Regions from separate parts of the Homo sapiens genome. Here regions 1 and 3 are each linked to region 2. A link is a contact called in ENCODE Hi-C or POLR2A ChIA-PET data. All regions are on one chromosome and are shown on one strand. The core of a region is the stretch at or near the end of the contact, and the rest is flanking DNA. Distances in the headings are between cores, read along the strand shown. Region 1 holds the start of TPRKB (TP53RK binding protein). Region 2 holds the start of HK2 (hexokinase 2). Region 3 holds the start of RAB11FIP5 (RAB11 family interacting protein 5).

Evidence for each region. Hi-C counts contacts between places; a loop is a spot of excess contacts on that map. ChIA-PET counts read pairs that join two places held with the same protein, here RNA polymerase II (POLR2A). Pooled maps may share reads with other maps.
Region 1: a loop to region 2 is called in a map of B cell, with 7 times the contacts of the local background. The contact joins the promoter of TPRKB here to the promoter of HK2 in region 2. A Hi-C loop is called at or near these places in 1 of 168 maps with a recorded cell type or tissue (B cell), 1 of 37 single-sample maps with no recorded cell type and 9 of 50 pooled maps. POLR2A ChIA-PET finds 5 or more read pairs at or near these places in 1 of 52 experiments (naive thymus-derived CD4-positive, alpha-beta T cell).
Region 3: a map of CD4-positive, alpha-beta T cell shows a loop between it and region 2 (9-fold over the local background). The contact joins the promoter of RAB11FIP5 here to the promoter of HK2 in region 2. A Hi-C loop is called at or near these places in 1 of 168 maps with a recorded cell type or tissue (CD4-positive, alpha-beta T cell) and 6 of 50 pooled maps. POLR2A ChIA-PET finds 5 or more read pairs at or near these places in 1 of 52 experiments (MCF 10A).

What each region holds. Positions count from the first base shown.
Region 1 is chr2:73,735,775-73,738,641 of GRCh38, reverse strand. TPRKB (TP53RK binding protein) reads left to right here and starts at 1,297. Exons shown (of 5, transcript NM_016058.5): 1 at 1,297-1,340. RefSeq lists enhancers at 856-915, 956-1,035.
Region 2 is chr2:74,832,651-74,835,433 of GRCh38, reverse strand. It overlaps HK2 (hexokinase 2), which reads right to left and starts at 1,307. Exons shown (of 18, transcript NM_000189.5): 1 at 791-1,307. The coding sequence starts at 853. It overlaps HK2-DT (HK2 divergent transcript), which reads left to right and starts at 1,447. Exons shown (of 1, transcript NR_185897.1): 1 at 1,447-2,779. RefSeq lists silencers at 166-415, 1,336-1,565, 1,746-1,815 and an enhancer at 1-589.
Region 3 is chr2:73,111,686-73,114,553 of GRCh38, reverse strand. It overlaps RAB11FIP5 (RAB11 family interacting protein 5), which reads left to right and starts at 1,606. Exons shown (of 6, transcript NM_001371272.1): 1 at 1,606-2,207. The coding sequence starts at 1,777. RefSeq lists silencers at 1,278-1,437, 1,508-1,597, 2,755-2,868.

The DNA of each region.
Region 1 (2,867 bases), core at 48-2,547, 1.1 Mb after region 2:
CTCGGCCTCCCAAAGTGTTGGGATTACAGGCGTGAGCCACCGCACCTGGCCGAATGTTCTTCATGTTTTAGCCCAGTGTGTCATGCCTCCCCACCTCTTCCCCCTGCCCCTGCCCCCTGCAATTAGGCTGTTGCATTGCCACAAAGAAATACCTGAGACTGGGTAATTTATATAGAAACGAGGTTAAATTGGCTCATGTTTCTGCAGGCTGTACAGGAAGCATAGTACCACCATCTGTTTGGCCTCTGAGGAGGCCCCAGGGAGCTTTTACTATTGGCAGAAGGAGAAGAGAGAGCAGGCACATCACATGGTGAGAACTGGACCAAGAGACTGTGTTGGAGGGTGCCACACACTTCTAAATAACCACATCTTCCTGGCACTCACTCACTATTGCAAAGACACCAAGCCATGAGAGATCCACTTCCATGACCCAAACACCTCCCATCAGGTCCCACCTCCAAAAATGGGGACAATTCAACATGAGATTTGGCAGGGACATATATTCAATCCATCCCTGGACCCCCAAATCTCATGTCCTTCTGACATTGCAAAACATAATCATGCCTTCCCAATCACCTACCAAAATTTTAACTTGTTCCAGCATTAAACTCAAAAGTCCAAAGTGTCACAGGAGACATGGCCCAGAAAAAGAACTAATCCCAGCTCCTTGGGAGGCCAAGGCGGGTGGATCACGAGGTCAGGTGATCCAGACCATCCTAGCTAACACGGTGAAACCCCGTCTCTACTAAAAATACAAAAAATTAGCGGGGCGTGGTGGCGGGTGCCTGTAGTCCCAGCTGCTCGGGAGGCTGAGGCAGGAGAATGGCTTGAACCGGGACGCGGAGGTTGCAGTGAGCCGAGATTGCACCACAGCACTCCAGCCTGAGTAACAGAGCAAGACTCTGTCTCAAAAACCAAAGAAATCTCCAGCAGCGGAAATGTATGTAGAACTCATTTTGGTCAGTACTTTTCCTTGTACAGGAAGAAACTGAGGTCGCCCGGTGCAACGCCCAACACAGGTTAAGACAAAGCCGAGACTCAAAACCAGACCCCAGCTTCCGGTCCCAGCCCATAGATTCTTCCATTTCCTTCGCCGGAAGTGATATACAGCCCCTGTTCTCCTTCGCGTCCGTTGACGGGACCCAGGTTGGGGAGGCGGAAGAATGGGCGGGACCATGGGCGGAAGCACCCCTCCTACCAGGACCCGGAAACAGATGGCCACCCCGAGCCGGCCTATCCGGAAACTGGCTCGAAGAAGACGGGGATTGGCCATCGCTTCCGGAAGTTGTGAGCTTTGTTTCGGAGCGGGAGCTCTTCCGAGACGCACTGGGGGCCGGATGGTGAGTTTTCCTTGCGCTCTAACGGGCAGGCTCGGGAGCGGGAGGGTCCGGGCAGTTTTAGTAGTGTCTTTGGGACAACGGCTGCGGTTGGTATTTCTCAAGCGGCAACGAGGCCAGCCCCTGGGAATGCAGCACGAGAATGATAGAGTCAGGCTGTCCCCTCAAGAAATAGTTTAGTGAGGAGACATGCAGCGGATAGGCGCAGGATTCTTCAGAGTTGTGATTGGGCCCAAAAAGGAGCTAGTCCTCAGACTAAAAAGAGCCGTAGTGCCGGGGTTCTGGGCGCTGTAGTAAATGGACTCCAAATGGAGTTGAAGGGAGGGAGGAGTGCGTCAGGCGGAGATGAAAGGAGAGAGGGAACTACCTGTCCGATAGGGCAGAATCGGGGAGAAAGGTTGGTGACTTGAGCTTAGAGAAGGCCATTGCGGCGGTAGCAGAAGAGGAGAGGCAGGGACCAGATCGTAGAGTGTGGAACACCGTGACACAAAGTTGGGGCTTTATCATAAGAGCAGCAGAATGACAAGATCTGATGTACATTTTGAAAGGATCACTGTAACTGCTGGTGACGACTGGATTATAGGAGGGCAGGAATTGTGAGAAACCACTCAGAAGGCTACTGCTGTAGATGAGCGATGTGACCTAGCGTATGGGAGAGAAGTGGACGAATCAAAAGTATATTTAGCAGGTGAAAATTCAGGACTTTACGGATTAGATATAGGATTTGAGTGACAGGTTGGGTCTCAACGATGATTCCAAGTTTCTGACCTGAGTGAGTAAATTACGCTAAACAAGAACAAACTATTTTGAAGTTTTCTAAGGGTTCTTCCCCCCACTCAGTGTTAAAAAGCACGTTTTTTTCCTTTCTTATTATGTGTACTCATGTTTTGTGTGCTTACTGTAGAAAATTCAGAACATACATAACAAAATATTTTCTTTTATATAAAGGACAATAAAAATCACCTCATAACCTCACTACCCAAGATGGTCATATTTTAGTGTTTCTTTCATGTATTTTAAAAAAATATGTGTATCTTTTTATATAATTGGGATCCTACTGATTATGTCTTTCTGTATCCATTTTTTCCACCTTAGCATGACTAATGATTGAACTGTGTGCCAGGATATCGTTCACAAATATATTTTTTTCTGTTTGTAACAGAAAAAGTCAAATTAATTCTAAATAAGAGATAACATTAACTTTTTGGTGTATTTTCTTTTTAATATTTGTTTAAAAGCCTTTTAAAAAACCCACATTTTGGCCAGTTTGTGTTTTGTTTTCCATTCAGATGTTTTTACTTACTTAATGTTATTTATTGCCGTTTTTACACACCGTCAAGACCACATGTTTTAATGGTTGTTAAATAACAACTAATCCCATCATTAGCTAGATAGGTTATTTGCAACTTTTTACTGTTAAAATAATGAGAGGAACATCTTATATAATTATTGGATTCCTAATGACTTCCATCAGAAAGAGTTCTAGAAATATAATCTGCCAGGTAAAAGGATAAAATGAGTCTCAAATTG
Region 2 (2,783 bases), core at 58-2,557:
CAAGAATCTCAAGTAATCCAGGAACGCGGCGCGTTGGCCTCTCCGAGTAACTTTTAGGGCAAACCAGAAAGTAACAACCAAAGTCCTCCCCTTACTCAGAGGCAGATCCTGAGGACACGAGGCTGGGCGGTCCCGAGGCTGATTTGGAGGGGCGGGGGTTAATGGGGGACGCCCCTCGCCGAGCCTCAGTTCCGGGCGCCACAGTTCCGGGGAGGGGGCGCGGCGGGCGGAGTTCCTCTGCCCCTTTCCTACTCCTTCCCGGGTCAGCTTCTCCTCGAGCCCACCCCCGCAGGGCCGCGGGGAAGGAGAAGGGAACCGCTCGTCTCCTACACGCGGTCCGCGAGCGCGGACGGCCCCCGGCGGCCCCACGCGGCAGCGGAGCAGCCTCCCGCAGCCACGATTCTCTCCACGTGCTCTCGCCGGAACTCGCGCTGCAGAAGGGGGCTCCCTCCCACGTGGGCGCAGCAATCCCTGACTACCTGCGGGGTGACCCGCCCCTCCAGTAACAGGGAAAAAGGGACTGGGGGAGAGAGCGTGAGCGCGTGCCGGAGCTCAGGGAGGGAGGGCGCCCGGCGGAGCGCGACCTCGGCTCCCCGCCCGCGCGCACTCGCCGGCTGTGCTTAGCGGACGTGGCTCCTGGCGCCCAGGAGTGTCCCGGCTGCCCAAACTTTTTCCGCTCCCAGGCCCGGAGTAGGGAGGAAGCGGGTCCCCGCAGGGTCGAGGAAGAGACTGATGGAGGCCAGACCACTTTGCCAGAGCCCAGCCTGCCGCCCCGCCCGCGCTGACTTACCTTCTGCACTTGGTCATGGTTGAGCTCCGTGAAGAAGTAGGCAAGCAGATGCGAGGCAATCATCCTGCCGCGGCCCGACGGCGCAGAGTTGGGAAACCGAGGCGGAGACGCGAGAGGGGAGGCGGGCGGCGCGGTCCGACTGCTTTGTGCTGGGGCTCGGCTGCCGGGCCGGGAGCTGGGAGTCCGGACGGCGCACAAAGAAGGCTACCGGCGAGGGTGCGCCCGGCTGGCGGAGGGCGCGGGTCTCCGGAGACGTGATTTTGGCGTCACAACTGCTAGAAGGCGCCTCAGTTCTCTCCTGGCGACGTGTCCGGTTGTCCCACGTCAAGGCGCTAACTTCGGCCACAGGATCACTGAGGCTCAACTTGAGAAGAATCTCAGCCCGGCTCCACTCGGGCAGTGGGACCTCTCCGATTCACAGGCGCGTGGCTCGGGCCCGCGGATTTTCTTAGCTGGGTGACACGATGTTGCCAGCGGCAGCCCGGGACTCCTGCGCCGGAGTTTCATGCAACAATGTGGCTTATTGAGGGGCTGCCGGCCCGCGGGCCTCCGGATCAGTGACGTGCGCACGCCCATTGGCTGCGCGGGGAGGGTGTGTGCGCCCACGGACCGCCCGCCGCCGTGGCGCAGCCAATCATCGCTCACGGCTCGCGGGCGCGGCCGCTCAGACACCGGAGCCGGCAGCCTGGGGAGGCGCGCCGGGGGCGGGGGGCGGGGGAGGGGCGGGGCGCCTGAGATGGGACGTGTGGTCCGTGGCTAAAGGCTGGGACGGAAAGGCGCATGAGCCACCGCCGCGTCAGGCTCGGCTATGGGTGGGGGGAGCGTGATCGCGGACCCGGGGTGTGGGGCGACTGGAAAAACGGGCCTCTGGACCAGCACACGCCCTGTGCGGAGAGACACTGTCTGGCATCTCGGGATCATGTGAGGGGCTCCCACTGCCCAGTCACACGTCTAAAGCATCCTAGTTCTTACCTATTGTAGCACGGCCGGAAAGTGAGCCGCCTTAGCTGCTGATTGTACTAGAGCAGGCAATACAAGAGTCGGCCCATCCTCAAAACCACTGATAGGATGTGAGTTTCACTAACCCCGTTTTACAGATGAGGAAATTGAGGCAAGGCCAGGGCTCACACCTGTAATCCCAGCACTTTGGGAGTCCAAGGTTGGAGGGTTGCTTGAGACCAGGAGTTCATGACCAGCCTGGGCGACATAGTGAGACCCCCATCTTCCCAAATAAAAATAAATAAATCAGCCGGACATGGTGGCATGTGCCTGTAGTCCCTGCTGCTCAGAAGGCTAAGGTGGAAGGATAGCTTGAGCCCAGGAGTTCGAGGCTGCAGTGAGCTATGATCATACCACTGTACTCCAGCCTAGGTGACAGAGGGAGACCCTGTCTCAAAAAGAAAAGAGACTTACACGAGGTCACATAGCTAATAAGTGGCAGATAGGGAAGAGAACCCTTGTCCCTCTACTTTAAGGCCCTATTCGCTTGCCCCATTATCCCATGCTGCCTCTCTAAGAGCCAGAGAAGTAGGAGGTAGAAAAAGAGCATCTCTGCAGCTCTGGGACTGATGATGTGAATGAACTGGGTAGATGGTAAGTGTGTAACTGGGTGATCTTGGACATGGGATGGGGTGGGTGAGGAGGCTTACCAATGCTGAGAGGAGTGGAAGCTCCAACCCCAGCTAATGCTAGACACCAGACTCCAAATTTAAACACACAGTGGAAACTGGCAAGAATGAAATACTGACTTCAATACAGATTTCAAGAGACATGACATTAGCACTGGTGGAGAATGGCAAGCCTAAGGTTGGAAAAGGTTCAGGGAAGGAAGATGAAGGTCTGCCATGTTCTACTGAGGAGGAGTTTTTCAAACAGTGGGGTGCTGTCTGCAATGTGTACAGCCTTAAAATTATTATATAAGTAATCAATACTCATTGTTGAAAAATAATATATGGATAAACAGGAAAAATAAACAAAAATCATAATCCATCTA
Region 3 (2,868 bases), core at 357-2,856, 1.7 Mb after region 2:
ACAGTTCACAATAGGGTTTGTGCTCCTAGGAGAATTTAATGCCACAGCTGATCTGACAGGAGGTGGAGCTCAGGCGGTAATGCGATAGGAAGCGGCTGTAAATACAGATGAAGTTTCACCAGCTAGCCCCTACCACCACTCACCTCCTACTGTGCAGCCCAGTTCCTAACAGGACATGGAGGGTTACCAGTCTGTGGCCCAAGGGTTGGGGACCCCTGCTATAGAGGAACTAAAAATAATAGCATAACTACACAAGATTGAGGGATGGAAGTGGGTGTGAGCCAGCTAAATCATTATCTATCATAGGAGGAAGGCAACAGACAGTGGCCAGTCCTGATAAATGCAGATGTAGCTATGTGAGCATCTTAATGTAGTGATGTGGAGGTAACCATCAGACCTGAAAACACCAGTGGCTTTAAGCAGCATCCCTGGATTGAAGGATGGAGAGGGAGTTCTTGCTTTTCATTGCAAGCCATTCTGTCCTATTTGATTTTTTTAAAAAAGCTGTGTGTATTATTTTTAAATTATTATTTTAAAAGTACAGGCTCTGAAAGTTAAAAAAAAAAAAAACGCTCTGGGGGCATCTAGTGGATTCACAACCCTCCCCCATCTGAGCTGACATTTTATCTTCTGGAAAATAGGGATAAAAGCCATACTCACCCCACAGAGTTGCTCTGAGGATAAAATGAGGTAATGCATATAAAAGCGCACTGACCAGAGTTGGCTGAAATTCAGCATCTATAATTACTAAACATCGTTATTATCAATAATAAACCAAGTATACGTTAATACTTAGGCCCTGGCACACAGTAGGCACTTAATAATGGGTGGAAGTAGTTATTTAACCCCCCACCAGGGCCTGTAATTTCCCCCAACCCGTGACACACTGGCCCCAAGGCTCCGAGTGAACACTTAAATATTGATGTGGTTACTCATTTATTCATCACTCGGCTCTCCGCCGCAGAGTCTGAGGAGGGTGAGCCCCGCTCTCGGGCCTCCCGCGCCGCCGCATGGCCGCATCCCGGCCCCCTGCGCCGGGAGAGATTGGAGGCGGCGGCAGCTCACCCGCTTCCAGGTCGCCGATGCGGGACCGTCACGTGGCGGGGCGGCAATCGCTCCAGTTTCACTCCGGCATTTTCCCCCGCAGGGGCGGACTGGAGGAGGGGAGAGCGCGGCCCGGGGTCAGGGGAGCGGCGGGGGTCCCCATCACCCCAAGTCCGCGCCAAGAGGCTGGCCATCCCAGGAACTGCGGGCCGGGACCCTTTTACGGAGAGGGCTTTCCGGAGCAGGGACTTTTAGAAGGAAGACGTGGGATTGGCCTGGAGGCGCAGAGCGGGTTTTTCGTACCTGGCCGCGGGTGTAGGGCTCCCCACAAGCGAGGCCGGGTTGCTTCGGGCGCCCCCAGCCAGGGGCGGGGCCACCGCGGGAACTCCGCCCACCCTCTGCAGAGGCCGCGCACCGCCCCTTCCCGCTCCGGGCTGGTCTGCGGCTGCCGGGGCGCGAGCTGCGTGCCCGCATCCCTGTCGCACCGCCTCGCCGGTTGGGGCGGCGGGCGCGGGGCGGGGCAGGGGGCGGGGCGCTGACGTCGCGGCGCGGCCCGCGGCCAGCGGCCCGGTGAGGCGGGGAGGCGGCGGCCGGTCGGCCCGGCCCAGCCCAGCCCGCAGCTGCGGCGGCGCTCAGAGTTGGTTCCTGACCGCCTTCTGCCGCGGCCGGGTTTGTCACCAGGTCCTGGGGTCTGCACCGGCTCGGCCAGACCTCGCCCCCCGCTTCTCCGCCATGGCCCTGGTGCGGGGCGCGGAGCCGGCGGCGGGGCCTTCCCGCTGGCTGCCCACGCACGTCCAGGTGACGGTGCTGCGGGCCCGCGGGCTGCGGGGCAAGAGCTCGGGAGCGGGCAGCACCAGCGACGCGTACACGGTGATCCAGGTGGGCCGCGAGAAGTACAGTACGTCGGTGGTGGAGAAGACGCACGGCTGCCCCGAGTGGCGTGAGGAGTGCTCCTTCGAGCTGCCGCCGGGGGCCCTGGATGGCCTGCTGCGGGCGCAGGAGGCCGACGCGGGCCCGGCGCCCTGGGCCGCGAGCTCCGCCGCCGCCTGCGAGCTGGTGCTCACCACCATGCACCGCTCGCTCATCGGCGTCGACAAGTTCCTGGGCCAGGCCACGGTGGCGCTGGACGAGGTCTTCGGCGCAGGCCGCGCCCAGCACACGCAGTGAGTAGGGGGCGCGGGGGCACAGAAACGGCTAAAGGCCTAACAGGGCGGGGCTGGTGGGGGATCAGGACCCCGAACTTCAGCCGGGCCAGTGAGCCCTTGCCTCGTGCTTAAGGGCGTAAACCGACAGAAACGTTGGTTCTTCGCATTTCGGGGTCGTCTTCAAGCTTCCCAAACGTGCGCTGTGTGGGGCTCAGCCACTGGTGGTCCCTGGGAGGCCTGGGGGAGGTTTAAGTGGTGGCGAACGTTAGGAGTAGATTGTCAAGTAAAGTTAGGAATGAGATTCAGAGGCTTTGGGGCTATGGAAACCTCAAGAAGGGAAATCTTGGGGCCGTTCTTAGAACCTCCGGGCCTGCCTCCCTTTCCTCAAAGGGGAGGGGAACTGCGGGCGCCTGTCCGGCAGGGGAGTGGAGAGGCGCAGCCTTGCCCTACGGGGGAAGGAAAGCCAGGTGTCTTCCTCCAGGGCGAGGTTGAATGTTGATTACCCCGCTAAACGTAGAAGCTGGCTGCAGGGGGCATCTGCCTCTTGCTCTCAAGATGCCCTCCACTATCTAGAGATGTCACCCCCCCACCCCCATCCTGTCCCTCTGTGTCCTGTGTCCCTGGTCTGAGGATAGGAGGAGCTTCTAAGTTAAGGAAGGAAACACTTGAGTCAGCCTTC